Linked DNA regions of Homo sapiens: region 2 is linked to region 1. A link is a contact called in ENCODE Hi-C or POLR2A ChIA-PET data. All regions are on one chromosome and are shown on one strand. The core of a region is the stretch at or near the end of the contact, and the rest is flanking DNA. Distances in the headings are between cores, read along the strand shown. Region 1 holds the start of DIP2C-AS1 (DIP2C antisense RNA 1). Region 2 holds the start of DIP2C (disco interacting protein 2 homolog C).

Evidence for each region. A loop is a pair of places that touch in the nucleus more often than their neighbours do. ChIA-PET counts read pairs that join two places held with the same protein, here RNA polymerase II (POLR2A). Pooled maps may share reads with other maps.
Region 2: a map of breast epithelium shows a loop between it and region 1 (24-fold over the local background). The contact joins the promoter of DIP2C here to the promoter of DIP2C-AS1 in region 1. A Hi-C loop is called at or near these places in 5 of 168 maps with a recorded cell type or tissue (breast epithelium, dorsolateral prefrontal cortex, gastrocnemius medialis and 2 more) and 4 of 50 pooled maps. POLR2A ChIA-PET finds 5 or more read pairs at or near these places in 1 of 52 experiments (WTC11).

Annotation. Positions count from the first base shown.
Region 1 is chr10:646,290-652,126 of GRCh38, forward strand. It overlaps DIP2C-AS1 (DIP2C antisense RNA 1), which reads left to right and starts at 3,746. Exons shown (of 4, transcript NR_187391.1): 1 at 3,746-3,889; 2 at 4,002-4,153. All of the region lies in intron 1 of DIP2C (disco interacting protein 2 homolog C), which reads right to left. It overlaps LOC124902361, which reads right to left. Exons shown (of 1, transcript XM_047426106.1): 1 at 1-5,837. The coding sequence starts at 2,382. The coding sequence ends at 628. RefSeq lists an enhancer at 4,247-5,069.
Region 2 is chr10:685,371-691,474 of GRCh38, forward strand. DIP2C (disco interacting protein 2 homolog C) reads right to left here and starts at 4,298. Exons shown (of 37, transcript NM_014974.3): 1 at 4,124-4,298. The coding sequence starts at 4,208. RefSeq lists an enhancer at 4,673-5,608.

The DNA of each region.
Region 1 (5,837 bases), core at 2,496-4,995:
TACTGGAGCTGCTGTCCAGCCTCCCCCAGGCTCTCCACACCCACACTCCACGCCTCCTTCCACCCCACGCCAACCTGCACCACCCAACTCCCCACTGTCTCTTACTGACCACCCGCCTCGACTCCCCCATAGCCTGGAAACTGCAAAGCTGCCTGGCAGCAAGAGGGGACGGGTGGCGACCGCACCAGCCAGGTAGCACCTGCTCCTGCCGGCCTGCAGGATCACAGGGCCTGCCTCATGGAGCCGTCTTTAAGCACAAGTACAGTGAGAAATCAATGCAGCTTTAGTTTTACTTTGCTGTTAAATTAATTTTATAACACTTGGCTATAACGTACATTAATTTTTATAGCAATTACTAAAATAACAACTCATAATGCATTCATTCACCATATTAAGCCAAGCAACTGAAAAACCAAACACACAAGCAGAATTTTATAGGACTGTAGTAGTTTTTGTTAGGCTGTCAAATTATTTTAAGCTCAAAATTAAAGTAATTAAATCTGTGACTCTCAACTGGGGGAGGTGGGCACACACAGAGTGTGGAAGTGAAAATCCTTTTTTTCTTCCAAACCTCACACAGACTCGGTTGGTAATTTCCATTGCTAGAATTATGTTCTGTTCCTTAGGTTAAAAACAACTGCCTTCATACCTATTAAAAACAATGTTTCTTCCTTTCCTGAGTGAAAGTGAAATGAGCCATGGTGGCAAGCTGGGCGAGAACAGAGGGAAACTGAGTCCATGTCCACATTTGACAGTAGGAGAGAACAGAGGGAAACTGAGTCCACGTCCACATTTGACGGTGGGAGAGAACAGAGGGAAACTGAGTCCACGTCCACATTTGACGGTGGGAGAGAACAGAGGAAAACTGAGTCCACATCCACATTGGACGGTGGGAGAGAACAGAGGGAAACTGAGTCCACGTCCACATTTCACAGTGGGAGAGAACAGAGGGAAACTGAGTCCACGTCCACATTGGACGGTGGGAGAGAACAGAGGGAAACTGAGTCCACGTCCACATTGGACGGCGGGAGAGAACAGAGGGAAACTGAGTCCACGTCCACATTGGACGGCGGGAGAGAACAGAGGGAAACTGAGTCCACGTCCACATTGGATGGTGGGAGAGAACAGAGCGAAATTGAGTCCACATCCACATTGGATGGTGGGCGAGAACAGAAGGAAACTGAGTCCACGTCCACATTGGACGGTGGGCGAGAACAGGGAAACTGAGTCCACGTCCACATTGGATGGTGGGAGAGAACAGAGGGAAACTGAGTCCACGTCCACATTTGACGGTGGGAGAGAACAGAGGGAAACTGAGTCCACGTCGACATTGGATGGTGGGAGAGAACAGAGGGAAACTGAATCCACGTCCACATTGGATGGTGGGAGAGAACAGAGGGAAACTGAGCCCACGTCCACACTGGATGGTGGGAGAGAACAGAGGGAAACTGAGTCCACGTCCACATTGGATGGTGGGAGAGAACAGAGCAAAACTGAGTCCACGTCCACATTGGATGGTGGGAGAGAACAGAGGGAAACTGAGTCCACGTCCACATTTGACGGTGGGAGAGAACAGAGGGAAACTGAGTCCACGTCGACATTGGATGGTGGGAGAGAACAGAGGGAAACTGAATCCACGTCCACATTTGATGGCGGGAGAGAACAGAGGGAAACTGAGTCCACATCCACATTGGACGGTGGGAGAGAACAGAGGGAAACTGAGTCCACGTCCACATTTGACGGTGGGAGAGAACAGAGGGAAACTGAGTCCACGTCCACATTGGACGGTGGGCGAGAACAGATGGAAACAGTCCACGTCCACATTGGACGGTGGGCGAGAACAGAAGGAAACTGAGTCCACGTCCACATTGGACAGTGGGCAAGAACAGAGGGAAACTGAGTCCACGTCCACATTGGACAGTGGGCGAGAACAGAGGGAAACAGTCCAAGTCCACATTGGACGGTGGGCGAGAACAAAGGGAAACTGAGTCCACATCCACATTGGATGGTGGGAGAGAACAGAGCAAAACTGAGTCCACGTCCACATTGGATGGTGGGAGAGAACAGAGCAAAACTGAGTCCACGTCCACACTGGATGGTGGGCGAGACCAGAAGGAAACTGAGTCCACGTCCACATTTCACAGTGGGAGAGAACAGAGGCAAACTGAGTCCACGTCCACATTTGATGGTGGGAGAGAACAGAGGGAAACTGAGCCCACATCCACATTGGATGGTGGGCGAGAACAGAGGGAAACTGAGTCCACGTCCACATTTGAGGGTGGGCAAGAACAGAGGGAAACTGAGTCCACGTCCACATTTGAGGGTGGGTGAGAACAGAGGGAAACTGAGTCCACGTCCACATTGGATGGTGGGAGAGAACATAGGGAAACTGAGTCCACGTCCACATTGGACGGTAGGAGAGAACAGAGCGAAACTGAGTCCACGTCCACAGTGGACAGTGGGCGAGAACAGAGGGAAACTGAGTCCACGTCCACATTTGACGGTGGGAGAGAACAGAGGGAAACTGAGTCCACGTCCACATTTGACGGTGGGCGAGAACAGAGGAAAACTGAGTCCACGTCAACATTTGAGGGTGGGAGAGAACAGAGGGAAACTGAGTCCACGTCCACATTGGATGGTGGGAGAGAACAGAGGCAAACTGAGTCCACGTCCACATTTGATGGTGGGAGACAACAGAGGGAAACTGAGCCCACATCCACATTTGAGGGTGGGTGAGAACAGAGGGAAACTGAGTCCACGTCCACATTGGATGGTGGGAGAGAACATAGGGAAACTGAGTCCACGTCCACATTGGACGGTGGGAGAGAACAGAGCGAAACTTAGTCCACGTCCACAGTGGACGGTGGGCGAGAACAGAGGGAAACTGAGTCCACGTCCACATTTGACGGTGGGAGAGAACAGAGGGAAACTGAGTCCACGTCCACATTTGATGGTGGGCGAGAACAGAGGAAAACTGAGTCCACGTCAACATTTGAGGGTGGGAGAGAACAGAGGGAAACTGAGTCCACGTCCACATTGGATGGTGGGAGAGAACAGGGAAACTGAGTCCACGTCCACATTTGAGGGTGGGAGGGAACAGAGGGAAACTGAGTCCAGGTCCACATTTGATGGTGGCTTTTAATGCACTGCAGGGTGTGTCCCCTTGACCTTCACGAATTTTCAGGTAGTAAGAAAGCAATTTTTCTTATTGGAAAGGAGAAAACTAAGTGACTGTAAAATAATATAATTTCCTTAAAGCAAAACAACAGAGAACCAACTTTTCCTTTTTTCACATTACCCAATAATTCTAAGACTCAGGGTTTTGTCACGTTACAGCAAATGCCATTCATTGGGGGAAGTCGGAAGTCAGAACAGTGTGTGCTATTCAAATTCTCGATGAATAATTAACTCAAATGTGTTCAGAGTGCTATAAAATGAAATTAATTTATTTTTAGTTTAACCCAAAATCCCCAATCACTTGCCAAATGATCCTCTATGTATCCTACATAAAAGACAGGGTCTTTCTGGCAGAAAACCATTGAAGTTTTTATTTGCAGTAAGAGAAGCATGCCTTATTATCAAACAGGTGCATGGTCCCCTTGTGGGGGGGTGCCCGTCACCTGCGTCCCCGTGCGTCACGGCGTTGCCGCACACCATTAACACATCAAAACGGAAAAGGAAATGTAAGCAGTGTTTGCCGTCCAAAGTTCACATCAACAATTCCTTATTAGGAAGGCAATTCTGAGCCTTTCCTCCTGCATCTGGGAGCTGCCAGCAACCCAGTTCCAGGAGAGAAAATAGCTTGACACCTCCTGCGGCCCATGGAGTCCTCCCGTTGGGACAAGGACCCCCCAGGAGAGAGAAGACCCCAGCAGAGTCAACACTGGAGGTCCTGCGGGGTGGGTGGTGCTGGGGAGGCCACACGGGGAGGGCTGTTCCCTGTTCCCTTCCCCTCAGGAGACAGCTGGCCCGAGGTGACACAGCACTGGATGCGATTTCAGGGCCAGGGACCATGGTGCCCGGGGCTGTGGACCACGCCAGCCCACAGCCACTGCAAGCCCCAGACCGGGGCTGTGGATAACGCCAGCCCACGGCAGCCACACGCCCCAGACCAACACGAGAAGAACGCAGGCCGACAACATCTTCATCTATGGTAGGTGACCCGGTTATCGTTCCTAAGAGAGTCCACGGCCACTTCTACTGGGTTCCCTATACTCTTCCCCTGCCCCAGCTGGTCCCCCCATGACAGCCGTGTCCCTGAGAATGGGATGCAGAGCCAGGAGGGACGTGGGCCCCTTCAGTTTGCAGGGGCTGCCAGGCAGCACCTTCCACCTGCCGAGGGCCGGAGGCGGGGAAGCCATTCCACAGCACGTGAGCTGGCAAGGGGCCTCCCAGCCTTAGAGCCCAGATGGCTTCTGGCCAGAGTGCTCTGGGCCGACCCCCCCTCATGCTCACTTCCCTGCATAAGTTTAAGTTGTTTTCTGTAATTTGCAACCAGAATCCTGGCTGATCCACCATGGAACCCAGATGTCCTCAGTTCTGCCTCAGCCCCCACTTGTGAGAGGTCCGTGGCATAACACAAACTCCCCCTGGGATTCGTGGGCCTCACGGGGGAAGCTGAGGGTGTGTCCATGCAGGACCCCGAGGCTACACAGCTCTGGCTGTTTCTCTTCCAAAGCCGGCACTGCCCTCTCTCCATCTCTCCCGGTGCCAGGGCTCAGGCCCCAGCCCCCGTTTCTGCAGAAGCCCCTTTCCATCCTAGCCCCTGCCACCCCTCCTGCTCTTGTCTCTCCCACACCTCCCAAACTCTCTCCTGGCCAGCTCTCGCCACACTCAGTCAATGTCCACTGGGGGCCTCAGGGGCACCTCCACCTGCCCAGGTCTGGGACCACCGTCCTCCACGCATATCTACAGACCCTGTCCTCACCTGCATCACACCAATGATGGCGTCACAGCGTGGGTTCCGGTCACCAGTCGGCCTCCCCCACCAACGTGGACTCCTTACAAGCAGAGCCACCAACGTGGACACGATCCCATCAGGAACCACCTACTTTTGCATCCCCAGCACTGTGCTCAGGTCCCAGGGAGGCCCCAGCAAACTGTGGAACAACCAAACTCGTGACTGAATGAACAAGTATGTTAAGTCGTTAAGTAAAAATAGCAGAAGACTTAGTAGAATGTATGAGTAACAATTACAATTATATGAAAATCCGTATCCACGTGAAGGTATTATGCAAAAAAAGCTTAACTTTGTTTCAGTGCCTTTCCAGTTAAATGTTGTTAAGCAGTATTTCCCCCAAAAGGTGCATCTTTTATAAAACAAGAACGCAAGGCTCTGAGGCCAACTTTGAACATTTATTTGAGTGAATTCACGTCCCCCAAATTTTCCGTATCCCAAAATCTGGACTTTTGCTAAATGGTGCCCTTAGCACAGGAGTCTCTCCAAGGAAGTGGCCTGAGCTGAGAGGGGGCCTGGCATCGCCCACCCAGGTCATCAGTCATCATCAGCAGCAGCTGCGGCATGAGAGAGATGGTGTGGGGCGAAACCAATGGGGAAACTACAAAAGAAACCACCTGCTACTGCAAACGGCCTCGCTGTACTCAGGGAGTCGGTTCCAGGACCCCATGGACACCAAATCCAGGCACACTCACGCCCCACAAGTGGACCTGCCGAACCTGCGTGTACAGAGTCGGCCCTCCGACACACGTTTCACATGGCAGGAACACTGTATTTTCTCCCTGAGTTTGGTTGAAAAAATTCACATATAAGTTGACCCACAAAGCTCAAGCTTGTGTGGTACAAGAGTCAACTGTATGCAATTGACACTGATTCCTAC
Region 2 (6,104 bases), core at 3,048-5,547, 40 kb after region 1:
AGCAGAGCATGGAGGATGGAGTCAGTGGGCATGGAACACGCTGACAATTACCAAAGCCACAGAGTACAAAGCATGGCACCTATTTTTCAAAACTTCTCTTCCACCAAAAACCAACAATTTTTGCAGGCTATATTATGAGTTCTATCAAAATAATTCAGCACCTCCTAAACAAATGGGAAAGAGCTCCTTCTGAAGCATGCACTGCCCAAAAAGATCAGTGACCAGTCAACAGAGAAACTTACTTCCTAATTTGAATCAACAGCTAAATGCAATCTTTTTTAAAATAATAATAATAATAATAAGACATGAGTCTGGGCACAGTGGCTCATGCCTGTAATCCCAGCACTTTGGGAGGTCGAGGCGGGCGGATCACCTGAGGTAAAGAGTTCGAGACCAGCCTAGCCAACATGATGAAACCCCATCTCTACAAAGGTACAAAAATTAGCCAGGTATTGTGGCGGGCACCTGTAATCCCAGCTACTCAAGAAGCTGAGGCATGAGAACCACTTGAACTCAGGAGGCGGAGGTTGCAGTGAGTTGAGCTCATACCACTGCACTCCAGCATGGGAGACAGAGTGAGACCGTCTCAAAAATTAAAAAATAAATAAGACATGAGTTTGTCTTTATGGGGAAGTTTTCTGCTTCCACTCCAATTTGTTTGGCAATTCCATGTAAAGTATCAGTTATTAATGAAATTATTTTTAGGCCCTTTAAAGCCACAAAAAAGAATACCCAATTATAAAGGGCAAAAATGTAGGGAAGAGAAGGGAGAAGAAAATATTCTGGGGAAAGGAGTATGAGAAAGCAGCCGCCACAGCCCTCTCATTCCTTGACCCTCCCCAGAATGGAGCTCCAGATCACCTGGAGGCCTCCCCACCCTCATGGCCTCCTCACCTGCAGGGCCTCCTCAGCCACAGGGCCTCCGCACCCTCACGGCCTCTCCACCTGCGGGGCCTCTCCACTAGCACAGCCTTCCCCCCACGTGGTCTCCCCACCTGCACAGCCTCCTCACCCGAGGGGCCTCCGCACCCTCATGGCCTCCCCACCTGCACAGCCTCCGCACCCACACAGCCTCCCCACCCGCACAACCTCCCCACCCACACAGCCTCCTGACCGTGTGGCCTCCTTACCTGCATGGCCTCCTCCCTGGCTCACACTCAGACCCAAGTATGTGAGGAGATGACCCCCCTGGCCACACAACCTGAATGTATCCCCACATGGATTCGAGGCCATCAGCTCCCACAAGAGGGCTGCCCAGCACTTCTCCCCACAGAGAGCCCTTGTGTTTTGCTGGCCGCATGCTCTGTGGTGTGAGCTGGCCTCACCTTCCCCTGTGAGGGGGCACAGGGCACGGGACAGGGACAGGCAGTGGAAGAAGGATGGAGCCCTCGGCCCCGCAGCAGGAAGTGCCCCTGCAGCCCTGCAAAGCAGGACACCAGCAGTGCATGTAATGGCGCCCAGCAGGCGGGCACAGCAGAACTGGACCAGGGTCTAGAAACCCACACAATGCGTAACCCACGCAGGCTGGCAGCCCACACAGGAACCTCAGGGGAATGCTCTACTCTTTCCTTCAGTCTATGTTATGTGCTTAAAACGGAACTTTTTCCATCCTCCTCTGTAGGAAATGAGCACTGGAAATTCCACATATGTTTCTATAATATTTTCTGATATTTTAATAAAATGATGACAACCAACTTAAAGAATTCTCTCCACTTGAATTTTGATTGAAGATGGGAAATAATTCAGCATTAACAGCTGTTTTCAGCTTTCACTCTGAAAGCAGATACATTGAGGAATTTTTGAAGTCCAATAACATAAAGAAACACAGAATTTTGATCCTTCAATTCTTGGATTTCTATTAAGCAATACTGGAAAACAAGTTGATTCATCTAATTTAAGCCTGTAAAACTGTTTTATGTGGTTATGAGACAGAGAATTCCAAATGACCTTACAGCACTACCCCCATAAACTCAACCTGGGCAAACCCACACTTCACAGCAAAGTTAAAGACCATCCAGCAAACAGATGAGGCAGTGGGGCCAGCACAGGCCGGAGGGTGCAGAGAGGCTGAATAGAGCCACGGAGCAACCCTCTCACCCTTTCTTCTTAAATGTGTAGCTCAGATCTCAGCAAGATTCATGTGGAAGGAAAAATATAATTAGGCTTCCTGCATGCAAACACACACACCCCTTTCTCTGCCTGGTCTCTCAATAAGAAACTAACTCATTAAGCCCTTTTTAAAAAACCTGTACAGACGCAAGGTGTTCACAGGGAATTCGGCTGAGCACACCTTCGTCGAAAGTGGCTTTGCCATCATCTGGGCAGCAAGACAGTATCACTCACCCTCCAAGAGCAACTGACAGGCAAGTGTCGTCACCTCAAAAGGCCACAATGCCCAACACAGGACACCCATTCCCATAGACATCCCAGACTCTGGGAACAAATGTGGGTCCAACTTCTGGGCTAGCAGTGGGTGGGGGAACCCTCAGATGGGGCTCGCCCTGCTGAGCTCAGGGGCGCTACGCTCTGCTGACCTGGATGGGGCACTGACACTTCACATCAGTGTGATGCAGGCAGCACAGAAGCCCCTGTCCTGAGACAGCGAACACGGAGGGTGCTGCAGGCAGGGGTGCACCTGGGCCGAGACGCAAGCCGGGAAACCTACCCAAGGCTGACACAATCAGATAACCAGGGTGGGCCTTTTGCAAATGATACACTCCTTACCCACCAAACGAGCTGTCTGCACTGCACAATCTACTTACCAGTTTACATCCGAACCCTGCACACGGCAGCTCCCGCCTCCTAGCCATGCCCTCCTCATCCTCAGCTCCTCAGGAGGGCAGCAGCCAAGCCCACAGGCCTGGAAGACTCTGCCCCCCGCCAACTGTGTCACGTTACAGGACACTGACACACCTCGCGGAACCCCACATCTGAAACTGAAAAACAGTACCATTTCCCGTCCCCAGAAGTCTGGAAAGGCAGTTGGCTGCACACCATGGCCCCTGCTCACTCCCTTCTTTGCCCTGAAAGTGTTAAAAAGGAAAACATAAAGTCAACACCAGCTCCTCCCTGCCGGTGAAAATTGGCACGAATGAGTTTACTTTCTGGCTGCCGGCCCTCACAAAACCGTTACCCAAAAAAAGTTCACCATGCTAAACTGCTCCAAATATAAATGTGAGACGCGCCGGCCCACCCCCACCCCACCCCACGTTACAGGAATGGCCTGACCAGGATGAGCCCAGAGACGGCTAAATGCACATCAAACATTTCAGATTTGGGAACTTCAGTGGTTTTGGGGAAAAGACCTGGCAAAGCCCGATCTGAAACTTATGACAGTTGAGCACATGATCTCCGCCATGAAGAGCAAATAAGAGGCGTACACAACCCTCCATAAGACCGCGGTGGCTGATCTGCCACAAACCCTCCTACGAGAGGACCAGGACGGCAAGGCCGGAGCCCGGCCCGGGGGGAGGTTGACGATTCCGCCCAGCCCTCCCCGCGCAGCGCCCGCGAACAATGGGGGTGGGATCCCCCGGGCCGCGCCAGGACCGCTGCACGGCCTGAGCCACCAGAGATCGAACCCGGGGTCCAACGACAAGTTTCGCATTGAAATCTGGCCGGGCGTTCCAGGCCGAACCCGCCAGCGAGGAGGTGGCGCGCACCGCGCTGCTGCACCAAGGACGCCGCGGCTCCAGCGCAGAGCGCACGGGAAGGCCGATCCCGCCGGGCCCGCTGCATCCTGCGTCCCCGCGCGGCGCCCAGGCCCCACAGACACCCCCAGGGCGCGGGGGGATCGCGGCCCCACAAACATCCCAGGGCGCGGGGGATCGCGGCCCCACAAACACCCCCAGAGCGCGAGGGGATCCCAGGCCCCACAGACACCCCCAGGGCGCGGGGAATCGCGGCCCCACAAACGTCCCCAGAGCGCGGGGGATCGCGGCCTCACAAACGTCCCTAGGGCGCGGGGTCTGGGGGTCCGGGGGACGCGCACGCTCCGGGCTGGGGTCGCACCTCCCCCTCCGGGCCCGGCCCCCGCCCCGCCGCAGGCCCCGCGCCCCCAGCCCTCCGCGCGCGGCCCTCCCCGGTGACAGCGCGGCCCGGCCCGGGGCGGGGGCCCGGTTACCTTCCGACAGCTCCAGCTCCAGCTCGGCCAGGCGCGCCCGCACCTCCAGGGGCAGCGCCATGCCCTCCAGGCTGCGGTCCGCCATGCTCCGCGGGCGCCGCGCCCCGCACGGCCTCCTCTTTGTTCGCAGGCGGAGGTCTCGGCGGCTCCTCGCGCCCGGCGGAACCGCACCGAGGAGGAGGCGGCGGCGCGGGCGCGGGAGGCGGGCGGCGGGCGCGCAGGGACCTCCCTCCCCTCGGCGCCTCCTCAGCGCGGCCCCGCCACGGCCGCCTCGCGCGCCCCCGCGCCCCACGGTCCCCGGCCCGCCCCGCGCGCGCTCGGCCCCTCCCCGCAGGCGCTGCGGACCCGGACCCGGCCCTGCTGCTCTCGGCCCCGGCCCGGCGGGAGCGTCTCTGCGCGCGCGCGTCACGGGGCCGCGGGGGCAGGGCGCGCGCGCGCGGGGCGCGAGGACGCGCAGGAGCGGGAGCGCGCGGGGGGGCGCGCGGCCGCGTCGGCGAAGCGCGCGCTCCCGGGGGCGCGCTCGGGGGCGGGTTGGGGGCTCGGGGCCCGCGGGGCGGGGCGGGGCGGGGCGGTCTTGTCTGTCCTGGGCTCTGCGCGTCCAGCGGAGCCTGCGGGCCCGGCCCCAGAGCCTGGTCCACCCGGCTCCCTGCGAAAATCACGTCCTGGAGCCGCAGCTTGACGTCTGCGCGAAAACTCGCAGTGCCCCGGGTCTTGGAGGGCTGGTTTTTTGTTAATGAACATTTTAAGAGGCGGAGACGGAGCGCTAGGCTGGAAGTTTCGAATGCAACGACCAGCAGATGACCTTGAGCGACTCTGAGCCTTTGCCTGGAGGGTCAGTGTCCCCATCTGTGAAAAGGGGATGGGAAGACAAGGTTGGGTCACCTAATCTCCAAATGCCAGGTGGGCCCGAAAAGCCTGGCTCCAGCCCTCCCGGAACAGGCTGCAGGCCCCAGGGTTCCCACCGTCCTTCTCCTTGTGGGGCCATCAGCTCCCAGCCTCAGTGCCACCTCGGCGAGGCTGAAGCCCCGTCTGTGCCTCTAGTCCTGACCATCTGGGGAGGCCCTCGCATCTCCAACCGTCCACTGAGCAAACTTCCCTGGAAGCCCCTAGACACCCCAAACGCCACAAACCCTAAATGAAGCCAGCTGCTTCCAGTGACTCTTAGTCACTGGAAGTTCTGCTTCTCAGAACCGCCCCCGTTGTCTTCATCATCACCTTCCTCTGTCTCCACACATCCTCCCCAGTCTGTTGCACAAAGCCCCGACGACCTGGCCTCCTTTTCATCCTTGTACCCCCTCTTCCCAGCCCGGCCCCTCCCTTAGGCCCAGAGCTTCCTAAAGACCTCCTCGCCTCCCCGTCCTCCACGGGACATTGGCCAGCGCTGGCTCCCGGAGGCCCAGCTGCACTCACTCCCCTTTCAGAGTGGGCCGCAGGAACACAGGTCCCCCACCTCACCCCCCTACCCCTACCCCCCACCACCCCCCCACCCCGCTTCGACCGGAGCCCCCACCAGCCGGGACCCACCTGCACGGCAGCCTTGCGGCCTCCACACTCCGGCTCCTGCAAACAACGCGGCTGACCCGCAGCACCTCTGCTCCCGGCCTCCACCCCGGAGAGCCTGCCCCTTCTCTGCCCCTGCCACCCACAGCCATCCCTGACCCCAGGTCCAGAACAATCTCTCTCCTTTCTCTTCCTGCACCGGCCACTTCCCGCCCTCATCACGTTTGACCTTTTTTATCTTCTCTGTATTCTTTGTGAGTGTAAGCGCCTGGAGGACAGAGCCCATGCCTCACCCACCTTTGCCCTTCCCATGGATCTAGCAGTGGTGGCAACCGCCAGAGGTGTGTGCATTTCCTGTAAGGATCGGTCCTTTCAGTGGGGAATTGTGAGAATGACATTCGACGATGAGCTGGGAAACAGGAACCCCAAACCCGTGTGCTTCCTGCGCCGAGCCGTGTGCCTCCGCCTGGTGTGCGCCGTG